Regions from separate parts of the Homo sapiens genome. Here region 2 is linked to region 1. A link is a contact called in ENCODE Hi-C data. All regions are on one chromosome and are shown on one strand. The core of a region is the stretch at or near the end of the contact, and the rest is flanking DNA. Distances in the headings are between cores, read along the strand shown.

Region 1 (2,832 bases), core at 81-2,580:
TGCTATAGCAATGACCCTTATGAAGGGTGAGGAAAGGTATCTCACATCTTTTCTACCCCGCCCCCCCCCCACAATAGGGATTTATTGAACTGCACCACACCAAGTCCCAGACCCAGGAGACTGGGCTCAGAAAGTCCCACTGAGTTCCTAGGTACCAGCCTTCTGGTAGAGCAGCTTTCTTTTCTAGTGTGGCTCTATCTCTTCTTTGCATATGCCTTCAGCTTCTTCTTTCCCCTCTTTTAGGTCTACTCTGCCTCCAGCCTGTGTTTTAATCACATAAAAAATGCTATTAAAAATGTAGAATCAAGGGCTGGACAGAGTGGCTCAAACCTGTAATCCCAGCATGTTTGGAGGCTGAGGTGGGCAGATCGCTTGAGCCCAGGAGTTCGAGACCAGCCTGGGCAACATAGTGAAACCCCGTCTCAAAAAAAAAAACAAAAACAAAAACAAACAAACAAACAAACACAAAATTAGCCAGGCGGGCATGGTGGCACAGCGCCTGTAGTCCCAACTACTAGGGAGGCTGAGATGGGAGGATCGCTTGAACCTGGGAGGTCAAAGCTGCAGTGAGCCATGATCACGCCACTGCACTCCAGCCTGGGTGACAGAGCAAGACTGTTTCAAAAAGAAAAAGTTTAGAATCAAATTTTAGATTGTAAACTCTGATTGAGGTTGTTGCCTTCCAACTATGCTTATTCATCTAGAAAGAGAAGTCAGCATTTCTTGAAGTCTGGTCGCAGTATGGGGTCCCTGAGAGAAGGCCTCTCTAAAAATACCAGGGGGAGGGAGGGAGAGGTATGCGATTGAGAGTTAGGGAGGTGGTTCCAGAGAAGAGGGCAAGCCCTCAGGTTGGGCCGCCAGAGGCTCCCAGGAGAAGAAAGAAAGGGAAGCCAGGCCTGCATCCTGGTGGAGCCCGCTCCTCCCACCGCGGGGAGATCCGCCCTCAGCGCTGTGGTGGCCGGAAGTGCTGGTCTAGGGCGGGTGGGGGCGAGGGGCTGCCTGGGAGGTCAGTCTCCCGGCTGGGCTGGGATATTTATAGCACCTGGGTTTCTGGGTCTGCCTCCACCTGGATTTATTTATGCGGCCTGTGGCTGTGGCGCCTGTGGAGAATGAGGCGGGGTGGGGTGGGGGGGGGCGCGGATCTCGCTGCAAGGGTCTAGTTCTTGGCCTTGGGACTCTAGCTGGACTGGAAACGACAAATCACAACCAGGGGCTGTCTGGGGGAACACAGGCAGAGCAGCACTTGGTGCTGCGCCTGCAAAGCCGCCGATGGTTGGGCCTGTTGAAACTCGGGGCTTTCCAGATTCACGCGGTGTCGCCTTTGCGGCCGCCGTGGGCGTGGGTTAGGCAGGTGTGGGCGACGGGGAAGCGATCCCCTCCCCCGCAAGTCACCCCGGGCTCCGGTTCTCACGCCTTCCTCCGCAGCTCCTGGGAAGAATTAAAGGCGGAACAATGTTCCGTCTCCGGAGGGATCTGTACTTGGAAAGAGAACTCAGAGAGCACGTGGTGGCCGGCCCCATCTGCAGACCCAAAACTAGAGAGTCCACGTTTGCGAACCCATCTGCACTTTCGACTTTCCCTGATCACTACGTGTCTGGCTGCTCTCAGACTGCGATGACATCATTTAAAAAAAATGTAAATAACTGTCCTTTGGGTCTTTCAAGAACCTAGTGATTGAGGAGAGGGCAACGGTGAATCTCGAGGAAGGCTGTGTCGTGGGACCTTCAGGCATTGTTTAATCTGTGCAGGGCGCAGTCTTGGGCAGGCCCCAGCCCTCTCCTCTGCCCACTCGCAAAGCCCGGCCTGCTTGCTCCACCGGCAACTGGGCTGGAGGAGAGGCGAGGGGCAGGGTGGGTGCTAAGATCCTGTGCGAAAAGCCAGGACCCTCGTGGTACCTAGGGAAATGAAAATCGCGTTGACAGTAGTCCAACGCTTTCCTTTTCTCATTCACCCCTCGGGCAGCACAACGAGACAGGCACTCCTGCCAACGTCCCCATTTCACAGATGGAGAAACTGAGGCTTAGGCAAAGCAATTTGCCCCAGGGTGACGGAGCAAGCGTCAACTTCAGTTTCCAGCTCGGACGCGAGGGGCCGTCGGGGGCGTTCCGGGGAGGGGGTGCCTGGGCCGGGGGCGGCCACGCGGGGCTGGGAGAGGTTCCAGCAGCGGCGCGTGGTGTAGCCGGCGTCCGGCGGGACTGCACGGGCCTGGAGCCGCTGGAAAGGCCGGTCTGGTGGCCCGGGACGAGGGGGCGGCCTTCCCGGAATCCCGAGCAGCACGGCGGAGCCGGGGCAGCTGCCAGGCGCGGCTGGGGACCGGCTCGCGCTGCGGTTGGCGGCGGGCAGGCCACATACCGCGCAGCGTGGAGGAAATGGCTGGGATTCCTCCTGCGGCGCCGCGCGGGCCTCGGGGAGGGCGGGGCTCCCCCAGTGTGTCGGGGCGGGGGCGGGGCGCGGCGGAGGGTGAGCGGGGATCCTGGCGCTGGCGGGGGCGCCCCGACCTGAGTCCTCGTCCCTGGAGCGCTCCCGCCACTTTGCCAGCATCTGGGCCTCCAGAGCCCCGTGAACCCTCGAGAAGGGGAGCACGTGAAGGGGCTCCCCGGCCACGCCCAGCCTCCTGCCCAGTCTCTGCCTCAGGCCTAAGGGTTCAAGAGGGGCCTGAGTCACCCACCTGCAGAGCGGCCCTGCAGCCCCTGCTGATCCGAATCAGGCCCTGCCTTCTGGGGTGGCGCACGACACGCGTGGGGCCCAGCGAAGAGGATGCTGAGGACCTGGACGCTGCTCCGGACAGTGAGGCCTCCGCAGGTCCCAGTTTCAGCTTTGGAAAGTCCTGGC
Region 2 (3,182 bases), core at 81-2,580, 1.0 Mb before region 1:
GTGCTTGCAATTTCCTGGAACATGGTGATGCCTCATTCAGGGTTGGTCCCTCCCCTTCTATTTTTTGTTTTGGGAGGGCGGGGAATGGAGCCTCACTTTGTCGCCCAGGCCGGAGTGCAGTGGCACAATCTGGTCTCACTGCAACCTCTGCCCCCCGGGTTCAAACGATTCTCCTGCCTTAGCCTCCCGAGTAGCTGGGACTAGAGACGTGCAACACCACGCTCTACTAATTTTGTATTTTTAGTAGAGACAGGGTTTCACCATGTTGGCCAGGTTGGTCTCAAACTCCTGACCTCAGGTGATCCGCCCACCTCGGCCTCCCAAAGTGCAAGGATTACAGGCGTGAGCCACTGCGCCCAGCCCCGCTTCTATTTCTTAATCGTGCTTTATAAATGCTTACTGATTTGCTGTCTCATTTCAGTCATTCATTCACTTAATCTTTATTGAGTCCTATGAGTCAGGCTCTGCTCTGAGAGCCAGGGATCACAGCTGAGAATAAAACAGACAAAAGTCCTTGCCCCTATGGAGTTCGTTTTGACAAGAGAGACAGACAATAAATGAGGCAAACAAATAAAATACGTATTGTGTTGGGAAGTAAAGAGGCCAAGGAGAAGGAAAAAAAAACGGTAGGGGGCTAGAGAGTTCTGTGGTGAGGGCCCAGTGTTCGCTAGGGCGGCCTGGGAAGGCCTCACTGAGAGGAAGTCATCTGAGTAAATCCTAAAGGAGGAGCCCTGGGGATGTTCCAGGCAGAGAACAGCTAGTGCAAGGGCGCCGAGAGGGGAGCACGTCTCAGGTGAGTGAGGGGTGGTGAGGGGTCCCGGGTGGCTGGCGGAGGGAAGAAGGGGAGAGATAAGGGAACTAGGGAGGGCAGATCAGGAAGCATCCCCACTACCCGCCCCCACAAAGGAATTTGTCTTTTACTATGAATAAGATGAAATCACAGAGGCTGGCGTGGAGGAGGAGAGCAGTGGCTGCAGGGTAGGCCAAAGACTATAGTGGGAGCAAGAAGAGGCAGGGAGACTGGTGGGAGGGTGGCCTGGCCAGGGGCGTCCCACTGGAGGTGGGAGAGGTAACTGAATTCTGAACAGTGCTTTGGAGTTAGACAGGACTTTCCTGTCAAATCACAGGATATCAATTTGGCATGACAAGCAGGTGTTATCAAATCCTCATGTTATAGAAGACAGCATCAAACCTTGGCGAGGCTGGATGACATGCATCGTGTCACGTAGTTACTAAGCAGTGTCTTTCTGAAGGCAGGAAGGTTGCGGGGTCTGTCTGAAGCTGACAGTAACGGATGTGTGGTCTGCACGTGGGTGTGTCTGTAAGTCTTGCCTTTCTCTGGGTCTCCATATCTGTTGTCACCCCATCTCCACCCCCTACTGCCACCTGTCAGCTTCTGCTCTTCTTACGCATTGCAGACACATCTTCATCTTCTCCCAAGCCCATTTCTAAGGGGCCTGTATGTTTCTGGTGCCCAGAGTGTATGTGGGCGACCGTTGTAGCATCGGCATGCCTCATAAGAGTGTGAATGCCCCAGTGTGTGTGTTTCTGAGTTTGTGTGCATTACTTTGGCTGTGTGTGAGGTGTGTGTGCATACTGCTGGCTGTGAGCACCTATAGATGGGGGGCTTAAGGGACTGGGTGTGTGCACGAGAGTAAATGTGTGTGCAAATGTGTGAGCACATGGAGGTATCCTCTCTCCTCCTTCAAATTTGCTCCCATCCTGAAAAGCCCAGGTCAAGCCCACTTCTGCAAGAAGTCCCCTCACTTTTCTAGGCCATAAGAAGCCCTCCACCGCTGACATCCCACCACCCCCTCTGTCAGAATCACACACTCCGTGGCTTTGATTGCTTTCGAGTGGATCTACCTCCTAGAATGCCAGCTGCCCACATGCTGCAGGGCAAAGTGGACATGCAGGCGCACATCCCTGCCCCTGTTCAACCATCAGGCTAGACCTCCTGGGGTCACCTCCCCCAGCCCCCCACGTGAGTTGTTTAATGGTGCTTTGGAGAAGGAGGGGCAGCAGCCTCAGTAGGGTCTAGTAAGCAGGCCTGGTGGCCTCCAGCAGGCAGACGCAGGTGCGCAGAAGTGGCTGTGTTCCAGGCTCCCTTCCTCCCTGTGGGTAGCAGCTGAGTCCAAGCTGTAGAATGGAAGTCTACACTGCACTCTGTCAGTGAGCTCCCAGGGTGGGCTCGTGGGGGTCCTGGGAACGCAGAGACTTGGCCCTCTAGAGAGACCTGCGGGCCTCAGGGTAGCTGGTCCCATCCTTTGCTCCCTCCCCTGCACCCTCTAGGGGCCCCCACACTGGGCCCCAAAGCAGGGCTCCTTCTGATGTAAACCCCTCTCCTTCTCTTCCTCCCAGGGCACTGGTTCCTCTGTGAACCCTGTGGCCTCTTCTGTAGGTACTACAGGGTCCTTTCTCTTTAATCCACTGGAAATCAGGCCTTTGCTGTTAGCCTGAGTTGCCCGACAGACTAGAGAATCATTTCAGCCATGAGCCGAGCCATCCTCACATGGACCGCACTGGAAATCCTGGAGGTGTAGGGCCAGTTTAGTCCCCACCCCAACAGCCTGCCCTTCCCCCAGTCCTGGCCAGGCTCCTGCCTCAGGCCTTTTGTTCTAGCTGTTTCCTCTGTCTGAAATGTTCTAGCCCAGACTCTGCTTGGCTATTCCTTCCCCAAGCTCCTGTTGAAATGTTGGCCTCTTCATGGGGCCTCCCTGGAGCACCCAGCTTAGTACGGTGACCCGAGTGAGTGCACACCCTCGCACCCACCAGCACTCCTCATCTCCCAGCCCTATCTGCTTCCTCTTTCTTTCCATGGAACCCACTGCCTACATGAGGATTATAGAATGTAAGGCTGGGCGCAGTGGTTCACACCTGTAATCCCAGCACTTTGGGAAGCTGAGGCAGGAGGATCCCTTGAGGCCAGCCTGGGCAACATAGTAAGACCCGTCCCTACAAAAAAGAAAACGAAAATTAGCCGGGCTTGGTGGTCCCAGCTACTCAGGAGGTTGAGGTAGGAGGTTCACTTGAGCCCAAGAGTTTGAGGCTGCAGTGAGCTGTGATCCTGCCACTGCACTCTAGCCTGGGTCACAGAGGGATACCCTATCTCAAAAAAAAAAAAAAGACAGAAAGAAAGGAATGTATTTATTCTGTCTATTGTGCCTCCCCAACAAAATGTG

The links. A loop is a pair of places that touch in the nucleus more often than their neighbours do. Pooled maps may share reads with other maps.
Region 2: a loop to region 1 is called in a map of CD4-positive, alpha-beta T cell, with 10 times the contacts of the local background. The contact joins two enhancer-like sites. A Hi-C loop is called at or near these places in 5 of 168 maps with a recorded cell type or tissue (CD4-positive, alpha-beta T cell, CD8-positive, alpha-beta T cell and naive thymus-derived CD4-positive, alpha-beta T cell) and 8 of 50 pooled maps.

What each region holds. Positions count from the first base shown.
Region 1 is chr2:42,100,934-42,103,765 of GRCh38, reverse strand. No RefSeq gene overlaps it. Among named protein-coding and RNA genes, the nearest start is that of PKDCC, 54 kb to the right of the region's middle. RefSeq lists enhancers at 1,192-1,711, 1,636-2,463, 2,682-2,761 and a silencer at 2,122-2,501. Within about 2 kb of position 1,330, at least 34 of the 41 ENCODE cell types and tissues checked have a DNase peak (open chromatin) inside an H3K27ac peak, as active enhancers do; they include CD4-positive, alpha-beta T cell and CD8-positive, alpha-beta T cell, where a contact is called at or near this core.
Region 2 is chr2:43,135,224-43,138,405 of GRCh38, reverse strand. No RefSeq gene overlaps it. Among named protein-coding and RNA genes, the nearest start is that of LINC02580, 34 kb to the right of the region's middle. Within about 2 kb of position 1,330, at least 9 of the 41 ENCODE cell types and tissues checked have a DNase peak (open chromatin) inside an H3K27ac peak, as active enhancers do; they include CD4-positive, alpha-beta T cell and CD8-positive, alpha-beta T cell, where a contact is called at or near this core.